Regions from separate parts of the Homo sapiens genome. Here region 1 is linked to region 2. A link is a loop called in an ENCODE intact Hi-C map of the cell type or tissue named here. Cell type or tissue: heart left ventricle. All regions are shown on one strand. Each heading gives the region's core, and the rest is flanking DNA. Links, peaks and the distances in the headings are about the cores only.

Evidence for each region. Hi-C counts contacts between places; a loop is a spot of excess contacts. Peaks named below come from ENCODE experiments on the same cell type or tissue, not always from the same donor. Only the 100,000 strongest peaks of a DNase experiment are listed, where the experiment ranks them.
Region 1: it touches region 2 in a loop (1.8-fold over the local background); 3 of 110 quality-filtered maps call a loop at or near these places.

Annotation. Positions count from the first base shown.
Region 1 is chr1:162,003,205-162,019,714 of GRCh38, reverse strand. OLFML2B (olfactomedin like 2B) reads left to right here. Exons shown (of 8, transcript NM_015441.3): 3 at 2,208-2,315; 4 at 13,242-13,418. Among named protein-coding and RNA genes, the nearest start is that of OLFML2B, 12 kb to the left of the region's middle. RefSeq lists an enhancer at 16,339-16,510. In heart left ventricle, for the core only: no CTCF peak of the experiment used is centred there; DNase peaks (open chromatin) are centred at 8,161 and 9,689; H3K27ac peaks cover 3,065 bases.
Region 2 is chr1:161,927,910-161,944,419 of GRCh38, reverse strand. All of the region lies in intron 15 of ATF6 (activating transcription factor 6), which reads right to left. Among named protein-coding and RNA genes, the nearest start is that of OLFML2B, 88 kb to the left of the region's middle. In heart left ventricle, for the core only: no CTCF peak of the experiment used is centred there; no DNase peak of the experiment used is centred there.

The sequences.
Region 1 (16,510 bases), core at 5,727-13,726, 75 kb before region 2:
TGCCTACCCCTCCTTATGGAGCCAGAGAGGCTGGGCCTGGGAGCAGCTGCCAGGCCCAGCTGGCCAAAAGAACTCAGCGTTCTTCAAGAAAATTGCTGCCACAATTTACTATCAGCCTAGCACACACCCCAAAGAGGCAAAAGAAAAATGCGAGTAAGGCTTTGGCCCTTAGCACAAGGGCTGGGTTGGCCTAGGGAAGGAGAGGCCGGGGGCCTGCTCTAGATTGGGTCATCAAACTGTGATCCTATAATGGTCCTTAGGGTAGGGAAGCTCAGGCCCCACTTAGGCAGCCCCATGGGTTGGCTGAGGGCTTCTGATCCTGCACCCCCTCTTCCCTTGCAGCGTGGGGTAGTGGAACAAGCTGGGTTTTGGAGTCAGACAGACTTGGGTTCAAATCATAGCAGTGTGATCCCACTTAAGTTATTTAACTTGTCTGCCTTCCAGCTCCTTGAATAACATGTGGTAATAATAACATCTACTTGGTGGAGTAATGAGATAACAACTAGGAGGTACTTGGCACGATACCAGACATTCAGCTAGGCATGACCATGTAAATGAATGAATGGATGACTATGTAAAGCGCTGCTGGCATCTGGCACTCACTCAGTGACTAGTAATCATTAGTGTCTCTTTCAGCAGAGTAGTGTTTACCAATATCAGGAGTATCTCAGGATTTGGCCAGAGCCGCAGCTCTGCCATGGAACAACTTTCTGAACCAAGTGCCACACTCACTCAGTTGTAGGATTAGACTCTGGGGGAATTCTGGAACACTATAAGGCAAAATGTCTATTAGAAATCAGGAAATTATCACAGTACATACTAAGAGCCAGCTATCTTTTTATGGCTTCTATCCAGGATTCAGCTCTCTTCCTCTGGTAGGGAGAAAGGAGTTTACCTTCTAAACATGAGTATTTCATACTTGGACTTCTTCATGTAGAAGCTAGGCTCTGAGATAAATGGGGAGTGTAGATTGCAAAAGTGTGGCCCAGTAAACTTCCAAGAACTGGCCCTCATCATCTTCCCTCTTACCCTGCAGTCTGCATGCCCTCAGTGCCGCCAGAGCCTCGGCCACCTTCCTGCCAGGGCCTCTGTACTGGCAGGCAGGATGGTATTGATAAAAACTGAGAAGGCTGGGTGCACTGTGGCAGCTTGCCATAGAGCAAGAGTCTCAAAGATGGGACGCTGAGTCCTCTTTTAGCCCAGGGTCAGTTTAGCACTTTGTGCTAAGGAGAACCTGTCGATGTCTTTCAGAGCCTTTAGTAGACAATGAAATTGAGTGTTTCAGAAGCACATCCTCAGGGTATTGACATGTAGAGCCACCTTGTTGAGTATTTATAGAATAAAAATACCTGTTATGAGCCAGCTATCTTGGGGAAACAGAGATGAAGGATACAGAGACACTGCTTGCTTGTTTTCTTTTTTTAACTTGTATTTTAGGTTCAGGGGTACATGTGCAGGTTTGTTATAGAGGTAAACTCACGTCATGGGAGTTTGTTGTACAGATTATTTTGTCACCCAGCTACTAAGCCTAGTACCTAATAGTTATTTTTTCTGCTCCTCTCCCTCTTCCTACCCTCCACCATCAGGCAGCCCTTAGCATCTGTTATTCCCTTCTTTGTGTCTTTGAGTTCTCATTGTTTAGCTCCCACCTATAAGTGAGAACATGTGGTATTTGGTTTTCTGTTCCTGTGTTAGTTTGCTAAGGATAATGGCCTCCAGCTCCATCCATGTTCCCATAAAAGACATGATCTCATTTTTTTCATGGCTGCATAGTATTCCATGGTATATACATACTGCATTTTCTTTACCCAGCCTGTCATTGATGTGCATTTAGGCTGATTCCATGTCTTTGCTATTGAGACACTACTTTCAAGGAGCTCACAGTCTAGTAGGAAAGACAGATGTCAATGCAACTGACAGATTTCATAAAAGAGGTATAAACAGTTTGTGAAGAGGTCTAGACCTCAGGTTTACTTGTTCTTGTAGGACTCTCCCATTTTCTTACCCAAACATTTCGGAAGGCAGAATGCACATACACCATTGTGCTTGCCTACATCCCTGTCTACACAAATGTGTTTCTCACGGCAACCTCTCAATTCCTGGCTAGTGGCTTTCCTGTCGAGCCCCCAGTATGCAGATCTGAAAGGAAACTCTGCCCTGTGTCTGTGTGCCCCAGCCCTGGACTAACCCCTTGCCTTGTTTCATAGCTCTCCACAATCATAGACATGTTGGAAGGAGCGTTCTATGGCCTGGATCTCCTGAAGCTACATTCAGTCACCACCAAACTGGTGGGGCGAGTGGATAAACTGGAGGAGGTAAGGAAGATTCTGGTTTCTATATCTTTTTCTTGATTGAGCCCAAAAGCATATCAAACGTCCCACAGTAAATTTTCAGCTAGCACATGTGCTGACTAGACTTAACCCATCCTATTCTATGAAAGGGAAAATATACATAAAAGATTCATTCAAAATTATGCCAAATTGTTGGTGACAAAGAAAATCAGTTAAGTAGAAATGCCAATACTGTACCTTCTTTTTTTCATAAAATCCCCTTAATCATATAACCAATGTCTTTCCATTTTTACCTTGACTTCCAGGGACCTCAGAACTCAATGAAATGTAAAGGTACAATAAGCATCTTACCTCCAGTTTTAAGGTGGAGTCATCTCCTTCCTTTGTATATGGTTCCTAATTTCTCTTAACTGTTCTGGTGCATACCCCTGTATTTATGTGTGTGAATCCATCTGAAATTCATTTTAGAGGAAGAAGACATAAAAATGATTACTAATAAGTAATGTTCCCTACTCAGCATTCAGGCTGGTCATGCCCAGAATGAATGGACGAGTCATGCAATTTTCATAGACAAAGACACCATACTATTCTGACTGGGCTCTGGGAGTGGTACAGGTGGTGCTGTGGTTTTCATCTAGTGGTGTGTGAAGGGAGCTGGGAGTTGTTACAGATACTGTAATAATGTTGACAGTGCTTGTTGCTGTGATGCCTTAACATATAGATGAGAAATCATGTAGTCACCCAAAAAGTAACTAACGATCATTATTCAATCTTATTGGTAAGGAACTTTATGGATATGTTTCATTGACTCGCACCTGGTTCTTGGACTGATAACTTGAAACAGTGACTCAAAGAGCTGCTGCTCTGAGTGGAAATCTATTTCTTTAATGTTTACAGCATTACTGTAAGTGGCAAATTTAATAACACAATGACTGTAAACATATCAATATTCCTTATGAAAAAGTGGACTTTTGGGGGGCTATCATGAAAGAGCTAAGGTTCTTCGATCTATGATTAGTAGATGTAGCGGTTTGTGGCAGAAAGAGCAGCAGGCTTGGAGTCAGGACAGAATGAGTTCCTTACTCTTTGTTTGTGCTGCCAAGCAGCCATGTCCTACCTTCTCCATCTGGACAGTGAGAATAGTACCCTGCCTACTCCATATGATTGCTGAGAGGATACAAAGTATGCTAATCAGTATGAAAATGCTTTGAAATGGTTAAATTAAACAAGGCTCTGACCATGGAGAGATTGAGGACAAACATTCCTACATTACTTTGCCAGGATAGCTGGCACAAAGATGATGAAACACTGAAGTTACAAGGATTAGTTTCAACACACTCCTTCCACCCCTTAAAATTTTCCCGGAAAGTGAACACTAGTTCCTTTTCCACCCGCCCTTGGGCTTAGCTCCTCCAATGCTATGATGAGATGTTTTCTGAATAAGGCTGTTGGCTCTGGGAGGGTTGGTAGGTCCTTAATCACATCAGATATGAGGTCTGATGAGAGGGGTCAGGGTTTTGGATCCTGAGATTTGTACACAGATCAGAGTGGCCAACAGAACCGCATCAGCCTCCTCCTCGCTGTCTGCCACTCTCTTCAAGGGGTTCTCTCAAAGAACTAGGACCCTGGGCATCTTGAGTCTCTCCTTCCTCAATGTTAACAGCCAAAATGATGACATTGTGGATGGTCAGCACCATCCCACTACTAATGGACTTCATGCAGGCTTCGGACTCTTCCTCCTAGTTAAAACCACTTTCTGGTTCTTTCAGATACATTCAAAAGGAATTAAACCAAGGTCCAATATTGGGAAGTGCCTCTGTTTTCCTAGGCCCCCAGAACCATCCAAATGTGCAATGCCCCTTTAAGAAAAGGATTGCTCTTCTATAGGAACAGGAGCGACAGCAACCTCTTCTGCTTTTACCTGACCTTGGCAGCCAAACAGTTGCCATTCTGCCTGGAGAACACAGCTTGAGAAAGATAGATCTGGAGGGAGAGTACAGTGCTCTGGAGGCCAAGGTCAGGTACTCAGCCTCTGAGAAGGCCAGTGGGCTGGGCTTGTCCAAGGACCACAGTCTTGTTACAGCCTTGTCTAGCAGCTGAGCCCTCCCTGCTCAGGAGGGAGTATGGGTGAATTTGATGCAATACCAGTGCCCCAGCAGGGTGGTATCGTCTATACAGTCACACAGTAACCTCGTTTTTGCAAAAAACAGTTTTAGTTACATCAATGAGAGTATCTGCTTGCCAAAGCTGTGATATGTTTAGTAGCAAAGATTGGACCTTAATAATAATAATCCCTTACATTTGTATAGCATATTACGTTTTGTAAAGCATTCTGTATACATTTAGCCCATTTGTTCCTGGGTAATGTGAGAGCCAAGGAAATTAGATGACTTGACCAAGATCACAGTGCTAGGAAGTACAGGGCCTTCTGGTTCCTGGTCCAGGGCTCTTTCTAATCAACCCCGTAAGTTTCTTCAAATCATTGCCATCTGTCCTGCAAGCATCAGTTTTTCTTAACAGGAACTTCAAACAATAGCTCTTCCAGGGGAATTTCTAGGCAGAACTGTGACTCTATCCCATAGACCCATTAAATAGGATTAAAGTTGAGTTCGGGAAGGAGGTTTCCCCAAACCAGACAGCCTAAGGTGATAGGGTGCTGAAGTGTGACAGTAGTCTTCAGATGGGTCTGGGCCCCTGTGCCCAAATAGTGGAGCACTGTATTTGTTTGAGTTTGTCTCAAGGCTCATGCCAGCTGACTGTCTGGAGTCTGCAGTAATTGAAAAGGCAGAATGTTGGGTAAATTGAAAAAACACTCCCTCTCCAGCTCGGTTCTGCAGGAGGAATGGAAGTTAAATTCTGCTCCTGGTCCTTGAATATTCTTGAATCCCAATGGGAGCTCTTTGGAGGTCAGACAAGACAAAAAAGGGGTCAGATTGGAGAGGCATTTTGCCCAGAGTAAGATCAATGGTTGGCAGTATAAGCAAGCACACATTTATGGGATATAGCCACAGTTCCACCTTGGGTATATAGGAGGAGGTAGGAATGGAAACTTCATTTGCAGATGAAAGAGGAAGGAAGGAGAGAGAAATGGAATCTGAACTATTTTGAGTTTACCTTTTGGTAAAATCAGCTCTGGGAGCAGCTCTGCTTAGTGGAATGATTTTGGGTAAGCTTTTGTTTTAAATACTGAAAAACGACACATGCATAGAAAAGTGTATAAACAATGAATATAGTTTAACAAATTACCATGAACAAAATGCCTGTGTAACCACCAACCAGCTCAAGAAACAGACCAATTTTAATACCCCAAAAGGCCCCCATATGCTCTCTCCTACTCATACCCTTCCCTCAGGGGAACCTTTATCCTTACTTTTATGTTAATCATTTTCCTTGTTTTTCTTTATAGTTTCATCGTTTAAGGACGCATCCCTAAATGTAATAGTTTTGCCTTTTTTGAATGTTAAATACATAGAATCCTACAGAAGTGTGTGTGTGTGTGTGTGTGTGTGTGTGTGTGTGTGTGTGTGTGTGTTGGGCTTTTTTCACTCAACTTTATATTTTTAATATTTACCTATGTTGTTTTTGTGTCTTGTGGTTCATTCATTTTTATTGCTGTGTAGTATTCTATTGTATGAATATACTACAATTTATCTGTTCTCCTGATGATGGGTATGTGGATTGTTTCCAGTTTCTGAATGCGTAAATCAGAATAGCCCTATGGACATTCCTATACATGAACATCCCTGTGCATGTACCCTGGTGCATGTGTGCCTGCATTTCTCTATGGTACATTAGATAAGTGGAACTAGAAGATAAGCATTAGTTATGCTTATCTTCAACTTCAGGAGATATTGCCAAACTGTTTTCCAAAGTGGTAGTATAAGTTTACATTGCCTCCAGCAGGGTATAAAAGTTCTGCACACATCCTCACCAACACTTGGTATTGTCAGACTTTCTAGTTTTTGTCAATTTGGAGGCTATAACTTAGTAGGGTCATTTCACTGTGTTCTAGAAACTTAACTCCAAAAATATCTTTCCAGTTCACTGGGGGAGGTCTGAAACCTCATAAACCAGTTTTAAAACTGCTCCAGGAATAAGAAACACTCAAGGTGGTCAGCAGTCCAACATAGACCCCAGCTGACCTCTCCTTCCTGTGAGTGGCTGGGAAGGGGAAGGGCATGCAGGAAGTGTAGGTACATGTTGGAGTTGAGGGGTGGGTGGGCACAGAACATAAGTATCTGAAGAGATAGGAGTTAAAAGTCTAGAAAGAAAACCTGTAACTTCCAAAGGCAAAGGCAAGCCCTGTTCATTGCATACAGAGCTGGCAGTGGCACTCACTCAGCTCAAGAAAAGACTTCATCCGGGCTCTGAGTGCACTCAGAGACCCATAGACTTGTAGGCTGCCAGGCCTAAAGGTGGATTCTGAAGGCAGCAGGACTAGAGGCATGGTGTTCAACCCCTAGCAGCACATACTGCTTCCAGGGGCAGATTTATTACTAAAGTGGAGAAAAAGACAAACAGAGGGACAGATCATTATAATAATCTTCTAGCATCAAGGCTTTAGTTGGTTTCAGTCATTTCTGTAAAATTTGCAAATTTTATGAAGAAATGTCCCACCCCCACCTTGCTGCAGGATACCTGTAAGTGTTTATAAGTGCTTGAAATGCTTATGTACACATGTGCCTTTGTATATGTGTGGGTGCATAGCCCATGCTCTTAAAATAGATGCATGCCTGCAAGCTTTCCATAGCGTGGTTTCTGCTTTGTCCCTTCTGGTGTGTGTATCTCTTTCCTTTTTCACGAATCTACCTGCTGGAATTTGCAAACCACACCCATGAGCATAGATGGCACGAGGGAACCTTGTGTCCCAGCTGAAGACTTTTCTCCTGATAATGTTGCCTCCGAGGAAGATTTAAGTCCACGATGGATTTACCAGACCCAGAACTGGTCCGCTCCCCAGAATGTACTGGCACAGGCATTGCTGAGGGCTTCTCCCCCACACCTAAAGCTTTGGTGGCTTTTGTGTTTCTGGACTGAAAGGCATGATCAAAGAAGCATTCCTGACCCTGGGGGATATATCGTTTCACCAGCTAATAGGAAAACGTAATTTTCATCTGTGCAGACTTGGCTGTGAGTTGGGGGAGCTGTCTCTTTCCAAGCCCTACCTTTCCTTCCACCCTCCACCCCTGTCGAGACACCCCCAGGGCTCACTCTCCTGATCAAATCTGCTCTTTCCGAGGGGTTTGCTGTAAGTCATTTCACTCTTCTTCCTCAAGTGAAGGCTTGGAGAGGGGCACTGCTTACCCGGCCTGACTTCAGTGTCCTTATACGTGAAAAGGCAGAGGGTCGAAGTTAGTGTTTCTAAAATATATTTCAGCCTAACACTATTTAATTCAATTTACATCTTAATATGAGTTAAAGCCAATATATTACCTCTCCCAGGGTTGTATATACTTCAAATCTAATTTGCAATTGTGGGATATAAAGTTTTCTTCTTGGCTGAAGAGACTTACAGTGCGAGTGTCAGCCCTCCATCCGTCGGCCTAGGAACAGTTTAGAGCTGCCAGGATGTGCAAGTGTGCATGGCTCGAGTGGCTCTATTTTAAGGGGTAAGATTACCCTAATATAGAAATTCATCACCAGAGGCCTGGGTCTTCTTGCTGTTGCCTTGTTTGACTTTCCTGCCAGGCCCTGGACTTCTTAAGGGCAAGCTGGGTCAAGTCATCTTTGTTTCCCAGGCCCTGGTCCAGCACCTGATGTGGGACAGATGCTCCACAGCTGTTTGGTTGGATGAATGTTCAATGGGGCAGCTGGTGGCTCCCTGAACCCAGGCCTGCCTGTCTCTCCCATCAGCTGTGGTCGGAGGGATTAGGCCATGGCCTGCCTGTCCTGCCATCAGGAGCACCGGCTGTTTCCAGCTGTTCTCTTCCCCAGCTCTCTTACCAGGGGCTAGGAGACAGCTGTCAGCTGGGGTTGCTGTCCCAGGCCATCTGGTCGTAGCTGTCTCCTGGAGGGTGCAAAGGTTGAGCACGGTGAGCTGATGGGAACTACGAGCCCTCCCCCCTTGGGTCCAGTTACCCTCACACTTGCTCAGGTCACTCCCATGAGAAACTATGTCCCATCTGCCCTTGGGCTTGCCATCTGTATCTTAGCCCTGTGCGCATCCAGCTATCTGCCAGGGAATCCTGATGCCCACAGGACCTACCAGGCAGCCTCCCAGGCAGCCTCCTTAGATATGGCTGTGTGCACCTGCTGTGTGACTTGGGGCCAGGGTTTGCCTCACCTGCAGTCTGGCTTTGTCTACTCCCACAGGTGTCTAGTGTGTCTCTCTACAGCACACCAGCCTTGGGTTCTTACCTTCCTCCCCATGCCAGCCATACCAAACCCTGGCTTCCCTTTCCTTTTCCACCTGCATGTCTGCTATGGAGACCCCAAGGGTCCCTCCCACTCCAGCTTCACCCACATGCCTCAAGCCTGATTTCCTTGCCCAGCACTGTACCACATGCAGCCCCTTATCCATCTCTGTGCCAAGCTTGGGTGAGGTAGGTGTCATCATTCCTTCTTTTCCTGCCTGGGGCCTAGAGAGGTTTCATCCCTTGCCCTATGTGGTTATATAAGTAGGCCATGACTGTGGTGTGGGTTTACACCTGATCTCCAGAGCCAGCACCCTCCCCCGACCACACCCCTGTCCCTGGTTCTATTTGTAAAAACGAGACCACAGAGAACTGCCAGAATTCTGCCCCATGGTCATCTTTCCCCTGGTCCCAAGGTTTTGGCTTAAGATACTACACGGTCTCACCCGGGCACACGCACACGTGTCTAAGAGCTGGACAAGGTCAGGATACGGTCTGTGTCCTTCATACCCATTCCATCGGTCTACACATCTGGTTGTGCTGGCCCTACATGGCTTGTCAAAACACCAGCCATGCTGACTAGGGCTGACTGATGGCTGTACCCCTAACTCCACCTGCATCCGGTTCCCCTTTGCCAAGGGTCCCTGCCTTGTTTGCACGTTCTCTTCCCTCTGGTGTGTGTGCATCTGGCTGAAGTTAGCAGTGGACACCTGTTCCCATCTGGCAGTGTGGCACCAGTGGACACCTGTTCCCATCAGGCACCCTCCAGTGCCCAACTGCATACCTCTCCTGCACATGGCACTTGTTCTATGAACACCTCTGAGTTCCTTGGCTCTGCCTGGCCCAAGGAATCATGATGACAACGTTCCCAAATCTTTCATTGCCACAGTTGGCTGTGTCCAGCCTTCTGTCTGAGCCCTCTATCTGTCTGCTCTTTCTCCCTCTTCCCTTCCCTCTTCTTCAGTGTGCCAGGATCCTTGGCAGGGGCCATGGGTACACTTGCTTCTGCCAGATAGGCACGATTCCCACCTCTGCCGCCACATTGCCAGCACTGCCCACGAGCCAAGTTGCACACACCAGAAATGTCATGGTTGCAGCTGTCCCAGGGGGAAGAGCCTGAGGCATGAGGTCATGGGGTTCACCTATTTCCCAGGGCAGAATCGAGGGTACCCTGTGCAGGTGGCATCCCCTGCATCTCCTGAGAATCGCCTCACCAAAGGCCTTTGGTGTGAGAAGCGCAGAGTCCCAGGGAGAGGTGGGGAGCTCTTGAGGGCCAGCACCCCCAGGTTGGAGGTGGCTGACTGGGGGTGGCCAAGGAGGGGCAGCTGTGGCTGCTGCCCTGGGGGACACCAGCTGGCTGAGCCCTGCAGGCCAATGGGGTGATGCCACCGCCAGCCTCTTGTTTATTCAGGCGGCTGGCAGGCTTTGCCATTCCCGTGAGGGGAATAAACTGTACTGCTTCTCTGGGTTCTCAGGGGCAGGCTTGCCTAAAACCCTCATCTGTGGAAATGCAGAATAATGGCTCCTCACTGACACCCAAAAGGGGATGGGAGACTATAAATCAATGTGAAGGGGGACTCCCTAGGGCCCTAGAAACCCTAAGACCGGGGTTGGGGGGGCACCCTTTGCCTCACAGTGAGTGTGCCACACCCACTGATGCACAGTGTTTAGGAATCTAGTGAGATCTTCCGTCAAATAATAAGGATACTTAGGCCCAGCCAGTCAGTCCACCCAGAGGTGTCACCACCTTTAGTAGAGTCCTAGGGCCAGAGCTGGGCCGCAGGTGTGGACACTCCTCAGTCCGCTCCTCAGAGAAGCCTATCGACCTGGCTGAGGAGTCAGTGCGTGCATCTGTCACATCACCCTGGCAGAGTTTCTGCAGAGCACTTTTCACTAGTTGATATTTTCTTGTCTATTTCTTTGTCTATTGCCTACTTCCCCCTCATGGAGGGTGCCCTTCACCAGGGCAGGATCCCAGTGGCCTTGCTCACGCTTGAACCCTCAGTGCAGCACTGAGCACGTGAACGCCTTAATAAAAAGGTAACACATTGAATCCCTGCACCTGCTGGGCTTGGTGATCTGTCTTAGGCTGTGAGAGCTACAGGAGGGGCATCCACAGGTGTTGCTCTCAGCAGGTGCTGATGGATTACAGAAATGCTTGAATCCCACTAAGGGGCCAGGAACTTTTCCCGTCAGTCCCAGAAAGAACTCAGCTCCTATAAAACAGCCCTTCTCACACATTTCTGTCCGTTTTTCAAGCAGCTGTGCCCCAAGCTTTCTCCACTTAGGGCGGTGCTTCTCAAACTTTAATGTGTACACAGAGTATCTGGGGATCTTGTTAAAATACAGATACTGATTCAGCAGGTCTGAGTGGGCCTGGGAATCTGCAGTTTTAACAAGCTCCTGTGTGATGCTGATGCTGCTGAACTCTGCACCACACTTTGAATAGTGAGGATTTATGAGAGTCCAACATTTCTGTATTTCTCAGCATCTATGCATATCCTGTCATGTATCCTGAACCCAAACTGTAAGTATTCTCCGGCTTTTTGACATGCTTGGTGCTGCTGAGAGCTGTCTGTGTGCCGGGATCCTCTCCTGGTGTTCTTAGTGATCCAGCAGGTGAGCTGAAGAAGCAAGGGCCAGGAGGCTGGGTGCTGGTTCCACTCTGCCACTTTTTTGTAGTGACCTTGAGCAAGTCACATTCTTGCTCTGGGCCTCAGTTTCCTCTCTGTGAAATGAGAGGTTAGTCATGAGTTCTTGGGTCCATTCCAGCTGTAACATTATATGAAAAATAGCAGCCACTTAGTCCGGTATGTTTCATGCACATCCATATATATTAACTCACTTAATCCTCCTAACAACCCATAGGAAAAGTGCTAGTATTATCCCCACTTTACAGATGGGAACCTGAAGCAGAGGTGTTTCAGTAATGTGCCTGAGATCTCAGATCTAGCAATAGCAGCATGGAGGATGAACCGGTTTCCTTCAAAATCCATGCTCTTACCCATTACACTTGACGGCCTGATAGATAACACCTAGGAGTGACTGCGCACCCGGGAAGATCACTCATTCTGAGCATTCTTAAAACAAGATCTCTTTCTCATGGAACTTAGCTCTCACAGTTAATTCTGTGCAATTTAGAGAGGCTGGCTTAGCCTAAGTGCCATGGAACACACTGAGCCCTTCCAGCACTCAGGATCTGGCATGTGATGAAATGCCATAAGAATGGCATGGCTGATGGTTCGGGAGCCAGGTTCATTTAACAAGCACCTATGGGGCTTCTCTGGGCAGCCCCTGTAGGAGACTCTGGAGCCGCGGTGTCTGGGTGTCACAGCCTGGATATGCCCACCTCCTCTGGCTCTGCACTACTGGGACTTCCCTCTAGGATGTTAGTAGCATCCCACCAGGCTGCAGAGCTGTGCCTGGCAATGTCAGCTTTTACACTTCCTGTGTCTGTTTGTTAAAGAAAGATGGAAAGCAAACACATCCTCTATTTTACATCATTGCTTCCTCAACCTCATAAACAGGGCCCAAAGGAGAACATCACATTTAAGAATGTAGATGCTCATGGAAACTTTAGAATGAGGGCCAAAGTTGGATCTCAATATAGTCAAATCTCTTTAAAAATAACTAGAGGAAAAGGGGCACCTCTAAGGCTGTCGACAACTTTCCTTGATTTAAATCCCATTCAGTGTTCAACTTCTCTAGGAAGCTACCTGGGACGCCTCCACTTTCCTCCTGCTCTGAACTCAGGAAACCTCACATTTGGTATTTACAGAACCTGACATGGTTTGTCTGTCTCCAGTTATAGTTGCCATCTCTCCCACCCCACCCAGATCCAGAACCCCAAGGATACTTACAGCCTTTCTTTCTGTAGCACTACACTTAGACACTCAAGAGGTACTCACCAGTGTTGGTTGAATGAAATGTAGCCTTGATCTTCTCTGGTATGAACCAGGTCTGGAACATGGCTAATTTGCCAAGTGAGGGGTCATTTAGTGAAACTGTTTTTATGGGTAAATAGGAAAGTTTGAAGCCAGCCTATCAATTTTCTATGTAAATGATGCTTTTAAAGTACCAGGGAATGGTTTGTGCTCACTAAAAAGGCAGAGTAGTTTTTTGTTGTTGTTGTTGTTGTTTGTTTTGTTTGTTTGGCCACCTCTTCCAAAATTGCTTAGAAAGCCCCTCTTTCATTAACTGAGCTACTGGTTCAGATGTATGGGATGCGAGTGAATGGAATTCTTTAATGTTCTTCAACACTGGATAAGAGTGGACTATATACAAAGGACAGAAAAAGAACCTGGTGTCCTGGTGGCCCAGAGACTTGTCAATGTTATTAATAGAAAAGCTATGGTAGTTTGGGCAGTATTTTCTGTAGTTGGATATCCAAGCGCTGAGCTGCCCTGGAAATACTGCCAGGAGACCTGGTACCGGTGCTCAGCCCAGGGCTGGGCACACTCTCTAGCCCCAATCACTTGTTGGATGATTTCTCAGCCTGTCTGTTGTGTCTGTGTGCTCTGAGCGAAGATGGCTGCTAGCTGCCTCCTGCTTGTCTTCAGGGTGCTTTAATGGATCATCTTTTTTTTTTCCTTCTCAGGAAGTGTCTAAAAACCTCACCAAGGAAAATGAACAAATCAAAGAGGACATGGAAGAAATTCGAACCGAGATGAATAAGCGAGGCAAAGAAAATTGCTCTGAAAACATCCTAGATAGCATGCCAGACATCCGCTCAGCCCTGCAGAGGGATGCAGCAGCAGCCTACGCCCACCCAGAGGTATAGCCCCAGCCTCCAAGGGCCTCTGATCACAAGCCCTGGAAGTGTGATATCAGCATCTCTCCTCTGCATAGAACTTTTCAGGCTTCAGTCCTTTCACAGAGATGAGCTCGCTTCATCCATACAATTGTTCTGCAGGTTCTGTAGATTTGATGAGCAGTTGACTCCATTTTACTTCACACTGAAGCCCAGAGAGGATCAGTGAGTGTTGAAGCCAGGACTGAAATCTGAGTCTGAGTCCCAGCCCCCATTTTTTTCAAGATCTGATATCCCACCTTTGTGAACATCTCTTGTGTTTGTAAATAGGGAAGATATGCATGCTGGCTTGTCTGGGACCATCCTGGTTTACTCCTGCTGTCCTGGCATGATTTTTTTTTTTTTTTTTTTTTTTTTTGATAGGTTCCAGCTCTGCCACCAAGGCTGGAGTGCAGTGTTGTGATCATAGCTCACTGCAGCCTCAAATTCCTGGGCTCAAGTGATCCTCCTGCCTCAGCCTCCTGATTAGCTAGGACTACAGGCACATGCTACCATGCCTGGTAATAAAATTTTTTTATTTTTTGTAAATACAGGGTCTTGTTATGTATTTTCTGTAAATGCGGCTGGTCTGGAACTCCTGGCCACAAGCAATCCTTCTGCGTCAGCCTCCCAAATCACTGGGATGACAGGCGTGGGCCACTGTACCTGGCCCTGGCATGGTTATTAGTAGCACCCTCTTTTACTCTAAAAAATGCCCCAGTTTGGAAACAAATTATATTCCATCCCTCCTCATTTATAGGGGACTTTGTAATTTACTACATATTTTCATAACTATACCATGTGGCTGTCGTCACAGCTCTAGAAAAGCAGGCCAGACGGAGATCAATAGCCTCATTTTACAGATAAGGAAACAGATCCAGCTATGAGCATGGTCTCCCTCTCTCAGTTGGGAAGTGGTGGCAGAGGGTCTCAAACCTCTGTTTCTTCCTACCCAGTTGTGTCCCTAGCACGAAGTTACCCATGAATGGATTGCTGCCTAATGTGATTTGAGTGATACCAAAAGACCTCCTTGCTTAAAAATGCCTCCCCATTTGGTGCCTGTTTCTTTTGGCTCCAATTACTACTAAGTTATGTTTATGTACTAATGGTTAAGTGCTACCATTTAATGTATTGGGTTATTTACTGAATTGTTGTCCAAGAAATAGGCATTAATTTGGGAGATAATCCAAAAGGAAGAGGAAACAGGTAAGTTTTGGTGGCAGGACTTGAAGAGTCCTATTAGCAAGACACATTATTAGCAAGATGGGTCTGGATCAAGTGTTATAAAAGGGGTCACTGGGCAGCCAGGGGATGGCAGCATTTAAGAGAGACTTTGCTCATTTTAACTGGTTACCAGGGGTTGATGGTAGATGGCAGAGTTGTGGCACACTGGTGCCCAGGGAGTGGGTTCCAGTTGGGCCATTGAGGGATCCCCTCGGCTTCGGGGAGTCGTTCTGAGTGTGGATTGAGCAGGGCCTGGGACAGCTAGAGTCCCTGAGCTGGTCTGTCTGTATGCTGTGACATGAAGAACTTTTGGGAAGCATTGCTGTGCAGGACTGTGTTGCCTGGGCCATTAAGAATTGAGATAAGAGAGGCAGGAAGTCTGGGTGTGTGGGCTTGAAACTCTTGGGTAGGGCAGTTCATCAAAGGGTGCCAGGCAGGCAGCAGCTGGGTTTGGGGATCTTGGGCACACATGTTCCAAAGGCAGGACTGCAGGCAGATTGGGGCTTTTGAGGTAACAAGCCCTGAGAAGAATATGGTGCCTCCACCCTCCCCAATATGTAACTCAAAATAAAAATTCCAAACCATAAAATAGATATAAGAAAGGCCAATAATTTTCTGGCTTTGCCCATGATGACTACTTTGGTGCTTTTTTGGAAATATCATATTTCTTCAGAAATTATTTTGATTCTCATTTTTGGGTGTCCCTGACAGGCTGGCTACTGAGCAAGTGTTTAGTCTGCTTGGTGGATCATCTCTGAGTGGGTATGAGCTCATAAACCAAGGAGCCAGAAGACATTTGGGCTGGAAGGGAACTTGAAGGCTCCCACTCATTACACCTGGGCTCAGTGTCTCTTATTTCAGCCCACCTGGCATCGGTGGCTCAGCTGCCCAGTGGAGCCAGGCGCCCCTTTCCTGCTCTGGCTTCCAGTTTCCCAGTCGGCTGAGCTTAAGAGTGCATCTGTTGTCTTGATGACACATTATGTGGTATGTTCGGGAACCCAGCTCAGATTTCCTGAGGGCAAACAGCAAACCAAATAAAAAACACCAAACCCTTTTTCTCCTTGCTCAGCAAAGTCCCTTCCCCTCCTCCAGTCCCCATTCATCAGGCTGCTGAAGTTAGCACAATCCTTCCCCACCAGGGTGGTGGGGCAGAAAGGGGAAGTGGTGCCGGAGGCCCCAAGGCAGGATCTTGCCATCCCTCTCTTTTGTGAACCCCATGCCAAAAAGCGGGTGGAAGGGGCGCTGGGTTTAGTTGTTCATTTTCAGGGTTCCTGTAGATAATGTCAGAGCTTTCTTGGAATGGTGAGTGTTAATTTGTTGAGGGCTTCTCTCTAAGATGGTCCTTGCCTGAGGGGTTGGCATGGGGCTCTGGGGGCTGGGTTGGGAGTGGAGAGAGCAGGGTGAGAGTGGAGAGAGCAAGGTGGAAGTAGGAACATTCGACTCCAGGAGCTGAAGTCATACAGCAGACACTTGGATTCATAGAGAAAGGAAATTGAAGCTTGGAGGGGGCCGCTGCCGCCCAGTGCAGCCTGTCGCCAGTGGATCCGTGGAAATTATATGTTCTCTGGCAAGGGCTGTCCATGGTCTTGCTCCATCTCCTTGGCTGGGAGAAAGCACTGCAGTTCCCACCCTTCCCTGAGAGCCTGGAATTAAAGACAGTTACTGGGGTTTGCGGCGAAGAAATGACAACCTGCTTTTGCAATGCAGAGGGAGACCAGGGTCCGGTAATTAGATGCCGTTCAGCGTCTGAGTCACGGGCTGTGGCCAGGGTCTCCTGACAGCCTGCCGAGCAGCTCTTCCCAGTGGGAAATGAGGGATCTCCCAAGTCTGCTGGGTAGGAGCCAGACCATGAC
Region 2 (16,510 bases), core at 5,687-13,686:
GAGCTGTGAAGAGCTCTGAACTGACATGGTCCCTTCATTGTGGACATTAAGAATCTCAGGCCCAGAAACACCTGGGTTTATTTTAAGTTCTGTAACTTATTCTCATTATTCCTGCTGCTTGGAGACAGTCCAAGGGAAGGACTGCTCTTCATCCTCTATGATATAGTAACTGATGAAAAATTATTTTAAAAGTGCAAATTACACCAAACTACTTTATTTGGCTGAGTTTTATTTCAGAACTTAACTTACAACTTTTTCGGATTCTGGCCTAACTGAGCACCAAACTGCATGTGGATCAGAAGACCAGTCTTGGTTTTAGCTTTGATGCTGCTATACCATATCATTTTGGGGAAACTCACTTAGCTTCTTTGACTTTCTATTTTCTAATCTGTTTTCATTCATCAAATATTTATTGAGTGCCTGCTATGTGCCCAGTATGTTACAGGTGCTGGAGTGGAGAAGTGAACAACAAAACAGATGAAAGCCCTACCCTCACAGCATTCACATTCTAGTGAGCAGATGGTAAGCGAGAGAAGTAAGTAAATACACAGTATGTTTGAAAATGATAAAGACTAAGGATAAAACTAAAGCATGGAAGGTGGATATGACATGTTAGGGGCTAGACTGGAATTTTGCAAAGAGTGGTCTGGCAAGTCCTGACCAGCAAGATGGCTTTTTGTGTGCGTGTGAAAAGGTGATTTTTTGTTCGAGACCTGGCAGAACTGGGGGAGCTAGTCAAGCAGGTGTCTGGGGAGAGGGCATTACATATAGAGGGAAGAGCAGGTATAGAGGCCCTGAGGCAGGAGCGTGCCCTGAGTATCTGAGGAATAGTAAGGTGACCAGTGTGACTGAAGCAGAGAGAATCAAGGGAAGAGTAGGAGGCGATGAGGCTGGAGAGGAAACCAGCGGACCACTCTCCTTACAGGTTGTATTAGTCCGTTCTCACACTGCTATGAAGAAATACCTGAGACTGGGTAATTTATAAAGGAAAGAGGTTTAATTGACTCACAGTTCCACATTGCTGGGGAGGCCTCAGGAAACTTACAATCATGGCAGAAGGCAAAGTGGAAGCAGGCACCCTTTTCACAAGGGGGCAGGACTGAGTTAGTACAAGCAGGGGAAATGCCAGATGCTTATAAAACCATCAGATCTCGTGAGACTCACTATCATGAGAACCGCATGGGGGAAACAGCCCCCATGATCGAATTACCTCCACCTGGTCTCAATCTTGACATGTGGGAATTATAATTCAAGATGAGGTTTTGGGGCTGGGTGTGGTAGCTCATGCCTGTAATTCCCACATTTTGGGAGGCCGAGGTGGGCGGATCACGAGGTCAGGAAATCATGACCAGCATGGCCAACATGGTGAAACCACGTCTCTACTAAAAATACAAAAATTAGCCGGGTGTCACGGCGCATGCCTGTAATCCCAGCTACTTGGGAGGCTGAGGCAGGATAATCACTTGAACCCTGGAGGCGGAGGTTGCAGTGAACCAAGATTGCGCCACTGCACTCCAGCCTGGGTGACAGAGTGAGGCTCTGTCTCAAAACAAACAAACAAACAAACAAAAAAAGATGAGGCTGTGGGTGAGGACATAGCCAAACCATATCACAGGTCACACAGATTTGGGCCTTGATTCTAGACAGATGTGACATGATTGGAAGGTCGGAGTAGTAGCATCATGAACTGACTTAAATTTTAATAAGATCACATTGATTAGTGACTTGCTTATTTCAAAGTGTGTGATAATCACTGATATTTCCAAAGTTCTTAAGGATTAAATATGATGATGTTTGTGGAGGACTTTCAGGATGTCAAGTGATATGAAATGGGAGTAATTGTTATTGTGTGGAGTCAGTGTGTGTGGCACAGTGGAGAGACATCAGGCTTTGGAATCACAGACTTCATCTATAACATGGGGATATTAATACCTAACCCATAGGGTGGTTGCAAGAGTTAATAATGTCAAGTACTGTACCTATCACATGCAACACACACCTCTGAATACAGCAACAACTGAAAGGTGTCACTGCATTCTGGAGCACAGGAAAAGAGCCCTAGGAATCAGCCATCCTGGGGTCTAGCCCTTACCTTCCACTGCCTCACAGTCTTATGGAGACGAAATAAACTGCATTCTTCATAGTTTGCTCATTTTCTTCATCTCCCCAATGGATGGGGGTTAACAATGATTGCTGTTTTCCTGTGATGGTATGAGGGCTGAGGAGTTAATGCTTCTAACACCACTGTATGAAACGAGATACTGCAGAGTGTTTCTACTGTTAATACAAGTGTGATTAAGACTTACATTAAGGAGGCAGTGAAAGAACCCAGAGAAAGCTGTTGTATTGGAAACAATGTGGCTTTATTTTGAAAACATTACCCAGAGTCTTTTCAGTTCTATGACTTAGTGCAAAAAACAAACAAACAAAACCCCCCCACCCCGCCGAAAAAAAGAAGATAAGAGGAAGAGGAGTAGGACGTGACTTCGAAGAAGACAAAGAAGACAGTGGATGAGAATGATGACAAGCTCGTAGCGGCAGATCTCTATCACACAGTGGAAACAGTTCCAAAGGGGAAAATTTGGCAAGGACTAAACTTTCTTTAAGTCATCATTTAGTGCTAAGAAAGCACTAAAAACTTGTCAAGTTTCTCATCCCTTTTTCATTTTTAAGACAAGTTATCCTAATCTGCTTCTTATAACATAGTACTTCTCACCGGAATCCTTGACATCTCTTCTTTCTGGGCTTCTTAATAAAAACCTTGGGGCTTTTCCTGACTAAAAACAACTAGAATCGCCATGTAGTTTATATGGGTTACCATTCATCTCTAAGGGAGCGGAGCCCGGCTAAAGGCTGAAAACTGGGTTGGTTTATGACAGCAAATACAGGCCATAAACTTTTTAAAGAGAACCTACCTTTCTTGGGATTTTTTAAAAAGCAAGATTTTAAAGCAGTGAAGGCAAGTCTAAGTCCACACAACTTCTCCCACAGACCAACAGTGACTTGTTACTTTTAAACTACTGACTCATCTAGTCAGAATACCTTCAAACACACAAAGCTACCTAGACTATAGCTGGGCCTCACAAACCCCAGACAACTGTAAAGTTCAGTCAACAACCATGTTTTTGCACTATCAGGCATTATGTAATCCTAACAGAGCAATGAATATGCTCAATTTAACCTTTATTTTTTAAGCAGGGCCTAAAATACCCACTTTAATATATAGCCCAGCAGATTCAGTTGATAGGGTACAATAAACAAGGGCTTTTCTCAGATATGTAAGGCAGAGGTGATGCTCTCCCAATGGGAGTTTGTTCCCATGATCAATATGATTCAATTACATAAATATTTACTTAGCAGCTATTATGTGTTGGGCACTGAGAGATGAGTAAGCCCTTGCCCCTGACCAAGGCACTTGCATCTAGGAAAAGAGGCAGCTATGTAAACTGGTATCATCCAGGATAGGTGTGATACGGGTATGCATATGGTACAACAAGAATAAAGAGGAAGGTGCCTACCTAGCCTGGGGAGGTGGAGAGATGACAAAGAACATTTTCTGGCCAGGCACGGTGGCTCACGCCTGTAATCCCAGCACTTTGGGAGGCCGAGGTGGGCGGATCACAAGGTCAAGAGATCGAGGCCATCCTGGCCAACATGGTGAAACCCTGTCTCTACTAAAAAAAAACAAAAAAAATTAGCTGGGTGTGGTGGCACATGCCTGTAGTCCCAGCTACTCAGGAGGCTGAGGCAGAAGAATCGCTTGAACCCGGGAGGCGGAGGTTGCAGTGAGCCAAGATTGTGCCACTGCACTTCAGCCTGGGCAACAGAGCAAGACTCTGTCTCAAAAAAAAAAAAAAAAAGATCTGAAGGAGGTGACACTTGAGACTAAGGGATTCTTCAGCCAGGTCTGAGGTGGGGGAAATTCTACAGAGGGATAAGCATTAGTAAATACATCAAGTCATGAGGTGTGTTGTGCTAGGTAGTACTGAAATACAAAATATAAGTGGAAAATGGGAAAATGAGGCCAGAGAGATAGAAAGAGTTGGTTCACACAGGGTTTAGAATTTATCCCAAAGGCAATAAGGAGACAGAGGAAGGTTTTAAGGAAGTAAGAAACAGGATGGGGATATGTATTTTATTAAAATAAGTCATTGGTGGTAATGTGGAAGATAGATCTGATGAGAAGTGGTTGGATTTGGAGTCCATTTTGAAGGTAAAGTTAATAGGATTGGCAGATGGATCAAAAGTGGATGAAAGAGAAGGCAAGGAATCAAGACTGTTCTAAGTTTCTGGCATGAGCACCTGGGAGACCTAAGATGGGTAGGAGTTTGGGGAGAAAAGTGAAGAGTTCAATTTTGAACAGGCAGGTGTTCGAGAATGTTAGGGAGGCAGCTGAGGAAAGAGTCCTGAACTCAGGAAATAGCTACAAATCTGGGAGACATTAGCTCATAGATAGTATTTAAAGCCATGTGCAGCAGAAACTGCTCCCTGTCCTCCAAAATCCATCACGCTCTTTTTCCTCTAGTAAAAGAACTGCTCCATTTTAGCTGGAAGCCATAGCTACCTACCTAAAGACTATATTTCCTAAATTCTCTTCAGCAAGTTATCATCATGTGACTCAGTTCTGGCCAATGAAATGAGAGCAGATGAAACATGTTTAACTTCTGAGTCCTAAAGGGAAGGGATACGTTCTCACTTCCTATCTTCTTCTTCCTGCTGGTTAGAATACTGACAGGATGCAGGGGCTGAAGCAGCCATCTGGGACCAGAAGATGGAGACAGCATGTTGAGAACAGCAGAGTGCAGGAAAGAAAGAGCGTGGGTCTCCAGTACTAACAAGCTATCCTATCAGTCTTGGACAAGCTCCCACACTTTTATAGGAAAAAGAAATCAACTTTCATCTTGTTTAGGCACCTTCATTCTGGGGCCTCTGTCATAGTAGCCTATATTGTAATTTATATACCATGTGATTGAATAAGATCACCTAATATAAATGACGAGTTAATGGGTGCAGCAAACCAACATGGCACATGTATACATATGTAACAAACCTGCACGTTGTGCACATGTACCCTAGAACTTAAAATACATATATAAAAAAAGATCACCTAGGCCAAAGACTAGAGGGTCTAGGCCTTGGGATATTTCAATGTATAGGGTTTGGGAGAAGAGAAAGAGTCAAATGAGACTGAGAACTAGCATCTAATGAAATAAGATGAAAAACAAAACCAGACAGGAGGTCTCAGTGAAATCACGTAAATAAAGTGTTCCAAGGTGATGTCAAATGTTGCTGGGAATAAGATGAGGATGGAGAAGATAATATGGTAGCATGACGGTGATGGAAACTTTGATAAGTAGTTTCAGTGGAGCGACGAGATGAAAGCCTATTTGGAGTGGGTTATAGAGAGAACAGCAGGAGAGAAGGAGGAAACAGCAAGTATAGATGAGTCTTTTAAGGAGTTCTGCTAAAGAGGATCACAGAAAAGTGAGCTGGTGACTGGAGGGGAAACTAAAATTTAGGGAATTTTTTAAAAGTGAGCACTATTATTATCAAACCCACTGCAATGAAAAGTTTTACTAAAAAGCAAGAGATCTGAAATACAGTATGAAGAAGTTACATTTTTATAAAGGAGTAATTCTCTCTTTAAAAAGATAATAGAAACTCACCTTCTTAAAGGAATGGCAGCTTTCCTCATAATAAGCTGTTGAACTTGAGACCTTTAAGGTTAGTATCACAACCTATTGCTATACTACAAATGGAAATAGCAGTGGTTTATGGAACTCATTTGGAAATCAGTGCCTACAACTTAAAAAAAATAATTGTTACAGTGTGATGACTTTCTTCTACTAACTTCTTGCCTGCCTTACATTTCTGGCACCAATGGGTAAAATCTTTGGTGAACTTTTCTCATCTGAAAAATATGACCATTTCCTTGAAATCTTTACACTCTTATGTTTCTCTGATATTCAAAGGGCTATCTCAGATACTGTGAAAATCACTATCATTTAATAGGAAAGGAGATGGGGCAGGACTCTAACTCTTCACACACAATACTCCATTTATAGGCAATTATTTCTTTAGATGTAATTCTAACATATTCAGTTATGTGAGTCCAAAACGCAAATCTATACTTGACACTAGCCAAAAGAGCCCTATAATTTCTATTAGTAGCACAGTCTCATATAATACCTTAAACAAAAATGAGAGCAGAAGGAAGATTCATAGTGCATGGGATGAAGAAAGTGCACTCCAGACAGGCGAACAGTAGATGCAAAGGCCCTAAGGTGGGAGTATGCCTGGCATGTTCAGGGGACAGCAAAGAGGACTCTGTGCATGCAGAGGAGGAAGCAAGGGTAGAAGGCTAGAAAATGAGGTCAGAAAAGCAAATGTGTTTGTGTACATGTGTGGGAAGGGGAGGCAGAACCATGTAGAGTTGTGCAGGCAATTGTCAGGGCTTTAGCTTTGACTCTGAGTGAGATGGAAAGCTACTGGTAAGTTCTGAACAGAGGAGTGGCGTGATTTTTTTTTTTATTATCTTTTCAGTTCTGGGATACATGTGCAGAACGTGCAGGTTTGTTACATAGGTATACATGTGCCATGGTGGTTTGCTGCACCCATCAACCTGTCATCTACATTAGGTATTTCTCCTAATGCTATCCCTCACCTTGTCCCCCACCCCCCGAAAGGCCCCGATGTGTGATGTTCCCCTCCCTGTGTCCGTGTGTTCTCATTGTTCAACTCCCACTTATGAGTGAGAACATGCAGTGTTCGGTTTTCTGTTCCTGGGTTAGTTTGCTGAGAATGATGGTTTCCAGCTTCATCCACGTCCCTGCAAAGTCCTTTGTCTTTTTATAAGAGCAGTAATTCCATTCATGAGGGCTCTGCCTTCATGACCTAATCACCCCCATAAAGGCTGATTTTCATATCATTACATTAGTGAAGAGATTTCAACATACGAATTTTAATGGGACACAAATATTCCAACAGAGATGAATTATTTATGGTAATTATGGTGTTGAAGTAACCAGAGATAAAAGGCATTAAGGTGATTTTTTTTTTTTTTTTTTTTTTTAACTGAGAGGGAGTCTCACTCTGTCGCCCAGGCTGGAGTGCAGTGGCACAATCTCTGCTTACTGCAACCTCCGCTGCCTGGGTTCACGTGATTCTCCCAACTCAGCCTCCCGAGTAGCAGGGACTGACTACAGGCATGCCTCACCACACCTGGCCAATTTTTGTATTTTTAGTAGGAGTGACATAATTTAAGTCTTAACAGGTTCATTCTAGCGTCAATATTTTAAAAAGACTAAAGAATGTAAGGGTAAATACAGAAAATGTTAGGAATCTATTTCTGATGATTTGGTCCAAAGTGGTAGTGCAAGAAGGTAAGAAGTAAGAAAGGTATGACTCAGGATGCATTGTGAAGTAGAGTTTGCTGAGGGATTAGATATGGGATGTGGGAGGAAACAAAATGGGTCAAGGATGACTGCAAGGAAGGTTTTTGGCTGTGCAATGTGAAGGACGGATATGCTTCACTGTGACTAGGATGAGAAGACTACAGGAGAAGGTTGAGGGTGGAAATCAGTTTGGTTAAGTGTGAACTGACAGGAATCATCTAAGTGAAGATATTTAACAGGCAGTTGGTTACATGCATTTGGAGTTCAGGGATTAGAGTGGGTTTGGAGGTATAAATTTCCCTTCCTGTTAAATATTTATAAAAATGTGAGTGTGGATATTAAACACATGCTGATTAAGTGCATAGCCAAGTGACTTACTGTCATAGTTAGGGTCCCAAAACAGCTTCATAGGTAAGAAGAAAACGAGCAAACTCCAACAAGATGAAATTTAATATGTCAAAATGTAAAATCCCATACAAATATATGATGAGAGAGATAGGGTAGAACAGAGACATGTTTGAAAAACATCTGTAACATTTTAAAATAACTTAAAGAGTGTAATAATTGGATTGTTTGCAACTCAATGGATAAATCCTTGAAGGGATGGATACTGCATTCTTCATGATGTAATTATTTCATGTTGCACACCTGTATCAAAACATGTCACATACCCCATAAATATATACACCTACTATGTACCCACAAAAATTAAAAATTAAAAAAAATTAAAAAGAAAAACATCTGTAGGTTTTAGTCAAGTGTAAGTTTGACAAGTCAAAGGTGAAATATAACTGCTCCTCAAATTCATGCCAACTAAGGTTGTGTTAAGAACACAACAAAAAAGGTGATAGTTCCATTCTCACCTGCTAATTAACACACCAGTAGCGTTGTGTTCCATTCTGAGTTGCTTCGAACCTAAACCATAAGGGAGCAAATGAAGAAACTGTATTTCTATGAGCAGATGTGGAGAAGATGTGGGATACAAAATGGCCATCTTCAAAGACCTGGTAGCCTACCACGTGAAGACGGCATTAAGGCTTTTTCTCTGAGGCCTAAAAATACTGAATTAGAACCAATAATTGAAAAGCACAGATTCTGGAGCAGTAACAGAAAGAAATTTCTAACATTTATAACTGTCTGAAAAAGGAATGGAATATAATCAATTCCGTTTCTTTAGAAATGCTCGAGCATTGCCACTCTTTACTGAGAACCTATTATGAATGCTTTCATATGCTGGACCTATTATATTACTAGGCACTTTATAGAATATATTAAATCATTCTTTCCTACAGTCTCATATGAGAAAATTACAACAGAGAAAAGTGAGCAAATATTATGTTGGTGCAAAAGTAGCTGTGATTTTTGCCATTAAAATGGCGAAAACAGCAATTACATTTGCACTAACCTAATAATACAGCTAAGGAAAAGATGGGATTACACTTGTCTCTGTCTGTTCAGGCTGCTGTGACAAACTGTATAGACAGGATGGCTTATAAAAACCAGAAATTTATTCCTCACAGTCTGGAGGCTGAGAAGAACTAGATCAAAGCACTGGCAGATTTAATGTCTGGTGAGGGTTTGCTTCCTGGTTCACAGATATTCATCTTCTCACTGTGTCTTCAAATGGCAGAAGGGGTGAGGAAGCTCTCCAGGGCCTATTTTATGAGAGCACTAATCCCATGCATGAAGCCTCTGACCTCATACCAAAGGCTCCATATCACAGTATGGTAGGGATTTCAACATATAAATTTTGGGAGGCTACAAACGCTTAGTTTACAGGAACATCTATACCTACCTATCTCAAAAGTCCATGATTACATACGAGTCTATCTCTCTGTCTGTCTCTCTCTGCATTCCCTGGATATTTTCAAGTGTGTAAAGAGGATTAGGGCATTCTTATTAACAACATGGAATAAAAAATATTCCACCTAGTTTATAAGTACTTGCTAATCTAAAGAGCTTTGTGACAATGTTGTACCAATTACTGAAACCCATTTGCATCTGTCTTTCTTTACAACTGAGTGCAGAACCTACTAGATTTCCCTATAAAACCAGATTATCTGTAATGAAAGGTCACTTGAATCAAGGGTAGGCAGAGAAGTAATTCTGTTTTGGGGAGGAAACTTCTTGGGAATGGTTATCACAATGGATGATACCCCAAGAACAAAGCAGACAATGTGAAAGTTGGTCATGACTCTTCCCCTGTTTCTAGGAAAACATGGGTTACCTTAGGAACATGGATTTAATGCTCTCAGTGGTAGAATGATCTTACTCCATGGAAAACAATGCATTTATAACATGCTAAGTGCCATGAAAACATATCTGTTCTTTCCATAAGCATATGTAAAATACAGGGGAAAAAATCACTAGCTTAAAAACAAGAGGAAAAACAATTAGAAGGGAGTTTAGAAGAAGCAGAAACACCCAAATGGTAACTACTACGGAAGAAACTTACATTTGAACCCAGGATCCTTAGAATTATGAGACTTTACATAGAGGGAGTTGGATTGGGAAAGAATGTGGTACAGCCAACAGAAGCTTTGCCAGCACCACTAGGAAACATCTAGGATTGGAAGGAGTCTCAGGCACAACAGCACACAGCTGCTATGTCACTTTGAAGCACTCACTCCTTCCTCTTGCAGAGCCCCTACTGCATTGTGGTTTCTAGTCCTAAAACCTAACCATTTCCTGCTAATTCTTTGGTGCTTCTTATTTTTTTCAAACTTTTCTTTAAAAAGTTTTGGTTCTGAAATGGCTCTGTTAGAGGAGGATGGAGGAAGGTGGCAACAATTTACCGGCATCACAAATCCGAGGGAAGACCTGGTTTTGGGAGAATGTTTGTGTAGCTTTACTCATGCCCAAGGTGGTCATAACTGGATCATTATCAATTCACACCTGAATGAATGTGAAAGTTCCTAATTGTGGCCCCCACTCATCCATGTCTAATCCAGCCTGTTTACGTACAAGTTATCTTGTACACTGTCATGAGATTAATCTTTTCAACTATCATTTTTATTGTGTCTCTTGCTTTTTGATGGTCCCTGCTGTATTGTGAAGAGTGCTGGTGGGATGCTTCTTTATGGTAGTGATGCTGGAGCAGAGAAGTAAATGAAGTGAAGCGAGCCATGTAACGATCTGGGTAAGAGGTTTTCAGGAAGATGGAAAAGCCCTGAGGCATGCATGAGCATCAACATGGGGAGGAGCAAGAAAAACTGTGCTGGAGTGGAAGGTTAAGGGAGATGGCAATAGGAAATGAAACTGGAAACATAGACAGAGATTGACTGAGCTATGGGAGGCCAAAATTAGGAGTGCAGACTTTTATTATGAGTGTAACTCATGATGAGTTAGAAGAGTAATTCAATAAGCCTTGCTGAATAAATGAATTAAAGTCCATTCAGGATCACCTATTTTGTTAAATTAGGGTTGACTTCTAAAGTATGATTTAAGGAGAAAAAATATTCTTTTGCATGTTGTACATGTTCAAATTAAAATCATCTTTACATTGGCCAAAGTTTTCCAATACTAAAATTCAATAGCAATCTTTATAAGTCAAGGGGAGAACATAAAGTTACACATAAAATTTTCTATTCTAATTGTGTCTTACAACTTTAATGTTGTCTCTTGATAAAACAGATTAATAAGTAGCAAATGTATATGCAGACTAAAGATGCTTTAAAAATAATACATATACACATATGCATATTTTAGGATGGAGAGACTTCCTTATATATTTTCAGATAAAATTATCACTTGTTTGCAGGATGGAACTGTACATATCAATGTTCTATATAAAAACACCATGACTTTTGGATTCTCCATGATTAAACAATAGATTCACTGAGTGTGACAGGCAGCCTCTAAGATGGCCCTCAGTAAGCTCCATATTTTGGTGTTCATACCCTTGGTATTTCCCTTCTATAGAGAGTGGGCTGAACATAATAGTTTGCTTCTAATGAGTAGAATATGGGAAAAGTGATGATATATCAACTCTGAGATTAGGTTACAAAGATACTATGGCTTCCATCTTGGACACTCTCTTGTGTTGCTATTGTGACAGAGCCAGAGGCCATGTCATGTGCTGTCTCATAGAGAGGCGCATATGGCAAGGAACTGAGGGAGAACTCTGGCCAACAGCCAGTGAGGAATTGCAGGTCTCAGTCCAAAAGCTCAAAAGGAACTGAATCCTCCCAACAACCATACGAGTGAGCTTGCACATAGATCCTCCCCAAAAATGAGACTGCAGCACCAGCCAGCAGCCTGACTTAAACCTCATGAGAGACCTAGAGCAGAACCACATTGCTAAACTCTACTTGGATTCCTAAACCAAAGAAACTGTGAAATAACAAATGCTGCTTTAAGCCATTAAAGTTTTGGGGGTAATTTGTTACACAGAAATATATAATTATTCATTGAGCTAATATAACATTTTAATGAAGTAGATCAGCTAAATTCTTAATAGTAGCTAATCAAAAAGACATTTAAAATGGTCTGCAATTTACATTTAATCATTTTAATGGCAAGTTTACCTTTAGAATTTTTTTAGCTTTGAAAATTGTTATAATTTGTTTAAAAAGGGCCAATTTGGAAGGGACAGTCAAAAAATCAAAAGGCTATAGAAATCAAATCAAATTTCTTGGTTCAGAAACCAAGAAATTCCAGTTTTAAAGAGACAGAAGTGAATGATTCGGTTCCAATATGCCTGAAAAAATCTAGGGATTGTAGTGGATGGAAAATGAGGCTGTAAAATAATATTGTCTTAAAAAGTACAATAGTGGAATACAAACACCCCACATAAAATGTGAAAGTTGGTCAAAAAAAATAACTTGCATTGTCATTCCAATTGACCATTTATTAGCACTTTTTGATTTTGTGCAACTTACTTAACTTCTTCAAGCCTTTGTTTCTTCATCTATGTAACAGGAATAACAACCCTATATTTTAGGGTTGCAAAGCACTCAGCACAATGCTTGGCACAGGGTAAACAACCAAAAAAAATGTTGGTTCCTATAGCAATTACTCTTTTCTATTATAGACTTAAATTAGAGTTTAGTTCCACTTTCAAAAAATAAAGTATTCATTTCAGGCTACTCCACAACTGGAGACCTTTAGAAAATTTAGCAAAATGTTCAGAAAACCAAAATTTAACCAGAGTTAAGAATAAGGCTTGCTCAAGATAAGGCTTGCTCAAGAAAGTGAAAAGACAAACTCACAGAATGAGTAAAAATATTTGCAAGTCATATATCTCATAAGTGACTTGTACCTAGAAGATATAATTTTTATAATTCAATAAAAAGATAAATTATCCAATAAAAAATGGGCAAATGTTTTGAATAGACAGTTCTCCAAAGAAGATATACAAATGGCCAGTAACACATAAAAAGATGCTCAGCATTACTGGAGTGGGGAAAGGGGTGAATGAGGAGTCACTGCTAATGGGGATGGGTTCTTTTGGGGTGATATGTTCTAAAATTGTACTAAAAACCACTGAGTTATAGATTTTAAATGGGTGAAATGTATGGTATGTGAATTATAACTCAATAAAGCTGTTCTAGAAAAAAGAAGTATAAAAAAGGATAAGGCTTGCAAGGTTTAAATATATATTATTTCGTCTGAAAAAGATAGTGGAAGGCAATTCGATACTGCTATTTAATATATAAAAACATGCAGTCATAAGGGATGTTAGCCAGTTTTTCTCTATTTCTTCAAAGACTTAAGTAACAATATCAGATTATGTTAATTATAAGAATTTTTTAACAGTAGTGTTTATCATTAAAGGACTATAGTTTAGAGGTAAGTTGTTCAATAATTTTTCTCCTTAAAAACAGAACAAATATTAGAATTTCTTGGAACCAGCCAGGTGCGGTGGCTCACGCCTGTAATCCCAACACTTTGGGAGGCTGAGGCGAGTGGATCACTTGAGGTCAGGAGTTTGAGACCAGCCTGGCCAACACGGTGAAACTCCCGTCTCTACTAATACAAAAATTAGCCAGGCATGGTGGTGTGCACCTGTAATCCCAGCTACTCAGGAGAGACTGAACCTGGGAGGCGAAGGTTGCAGTGAGCCAAGACCACACCACTGCACTCCAGCCTGGGTGACAGAGTGAAACTATGTCCCCAGGGGAAAAAAAAAAAAAATTCTACGAACCTACATTTTAGGAACATGTTTTAGATGGAGCAGTTTGTATAATAAATTCCTTCACGTCATTCCAGAAATAAATTCTCTTGTGTTATGTCTTGTATTCTAAGATGGTCCTATTAAAATAAATATGGTGTAATTTTTATTTTTCTGACCTGGTTTACATATGGTCTTTCTTGAAGGCATGGAGATAAAATTCTCATCTCCAAATGGCTACTTCAATCTCTATCTCTGCATAAAGTTATTTATTTGGTTTACTTTAAATGTACAATTTGCTATGATTTTCCATCACCAAATCAAAACAGTAACTGACCAGTGGATATAGAATGTCTCAAAAATTCTCCTCTTTATAATAAATGTGAATAATCTTGCATTTCATATTGAGATAAAGCTATTTTTGAAAGAAACGTAAGGTTCTAATTCATTATGACAAATGCAATTTAATACTCAAATGTTAAAATATATTGTAGCTTAAAATCTAAAAAATAGATCACTGAAACTAGAAAACTAAAATGGCTCTCATAAAGATAGAAGCCAAAAATAATGATGACAAATTCAATGAGTATTTCCCCTGCTGCAACTTGAATGCTTAAACTGTACTGTGTGGGAAAATAAAATTGTTTTAAAAAACCCAAAACAACTAAACTAAGTGGGAGGTGGAGATTTAATTATTTTGGGTTTATGAAAATGTACTGTCATCAAAAAATAAGCTCATAATTTATTTGCCTTCTAAAACATACAATCGGCTTGAGTAAAAACATTAGTTGTCACTGGCCTATCATGTACAAAGTATAGAACTTTAGAGCCAAGGGGGAACTTTAAAGATCACCTACCTCAACCTTCTCATTTTATAGATGAGGATACTAACTGAACTCCTTGCTTACAGGTCACACATCTGGTTAAGGGCTGCGCAGGGTAAGAACAAAAGGCTTTGACTCCAAATGTGGGCTGCTTTCCTAAACATCATACTGACCCTTTACAGAGAGAGATGATAGTGCCTGTACCTGCACAGACCAAATGGGTCTCAAGTAGAGGCTACATTCTTTAGGACTTTATAACTTTGGAGAATATAAGCTATCACCTAGCCTTTCACTAACTGTGGGTTTGTAAACTGGTTTAGGAACACATTGTTTTTTCATCTTTTTGTGATATTAAGGCCAAACTCACCATATTTCTTTTTTGGTTGTTGTTTCCTGGTTCTCATCTCCTGTGTTGAATCTTCTCTGATTATTCAAAATGCTGCTGATAGAAGTTTTTGGCCACTTAGTGCCTGACTGCATACCTAGGTTTACAGAACCTCCTATCTTGTGAGATAGAGCTGACCTCCTACTAGTTAAGTGTATAAAGTACCAGATAATTTATTTCCCAGACTTCCTTGTAACTAGGGTACAGGCATATGGCCTAGGCTCTGCCACACAGATGCACCAGCTCCAGACTGCAAAGGAGACTCTTCTGGAAAGAAGGGTGGCCCTAGAAGGCCTAGAAGGAGTGGTATCTAGTTGCAAGGGCCAGCCATGGCTTTGGTTCTGGAAGTACAGTTCAGGATCAGCACTATCACTGATGTAAGCTATGGTCTATGTCCAGCTCTGTGGTGTAATTTAGGACTTTGTTTTTGTTTACCGTACCTCCAAGTCAGATTCTTTGGCCCTCCTAGAAATTCTACTTAAGTTACCCAGAGTTAGTTTCTGTCACCTGAAACTAAGAAAACTGATTGATACACAGCACCTAAAAAGTAGCTAACAAATGTTCTTCTGTATCATAGTTTATCTGGGGCAGGAGCTTTTATATAGTTTTCATATTTGTACCTCTCAGTTCATAAGGCAATGCCTAGCACCCATCAGGTTCTTAATAACTGGGAGTTACATTGACTGTTTTCAAAGGTGTATGCGTATGACTAACTATATGCCAAATGAGGCTCCCTGGAGTAAAAGGGAGAACAGAATGGTACATTGCTAGAATGTATGAGAGCAGCAAAATTAACCAAACACAGAATAGGGGGCGGAAGATTTCTCATGTTTATAGCCCACTTTGTCTAAATGGATCTTAGTAGCTATCTTAGTTTGAGTTCAAGCCAGTTTTCCTGGGAAAACACATGGCCACATCTATGGAAATGCAGACAGTAAATTCATTAGTGAGAAGACAGTTTATTTTTACTATTAAATGCTATGTTTTGTTTTGAAAGTAGAACTGGTCTGTTGGTCTAGGACAGGCTAGTTTAAGAAAGTGACTGACATTTACCTACTAAAAAATGCTTTTTTTTTTAAAAAAAAGGCTTTTGTATATTTAAATGTCATGGAAAAAGGAAGCAAACTTTGCAATAGATGGCTGCTAAATTTGGATGGAATGAATTTATTTTAAAGTGCTTTAATTAGGTAAACTTAAGATGATAAGAAAGCTATAGCTTACCATCTCCTAATTTATTTCTCCATATTTTAACATACTGGTGGGGAAAAAAAGCCTTTCTGGTTTATCATGGAAACTCCAGGATAGACATCTTTTTGCTGCCATCATGCCAAATTATGTGCTCAGTATTAAATATTTATGTAATAGATGACCAGAACATAAAACAGTAGCTGTTACTCTGAAATTATGGTAACATAAACTCGTATTTAGTTCTGCTGTCTTGACTTAGTCATACGCTGTTGCCTGAGGGAAAGGCTAAAGACACTATTAAAAGTTAGCACTTGCTTTTCAGAAAAATGACCTCAAAGGACCATGCAGAAAGTTCAGTTGTGGTTCTCTTAATTTCTCAGTTATCTCAGCTGTAAAATGGGGAAAATGTTTATCTCACATAGGCTTTATGAGGACCAAATGCAATTATATCTGTTAAAGAACCCAGTAATATACTTAACATAAATGGTGGGTACTCAAAAAAGGGGAGCTGAACCTGAATGTACAACTTAAAACTATTTGGTAATATAGGCAATGAACAGTTAAAAAGCATTTTGTTTTTAAAAAAGGAAACAAAACTCCAAAATAC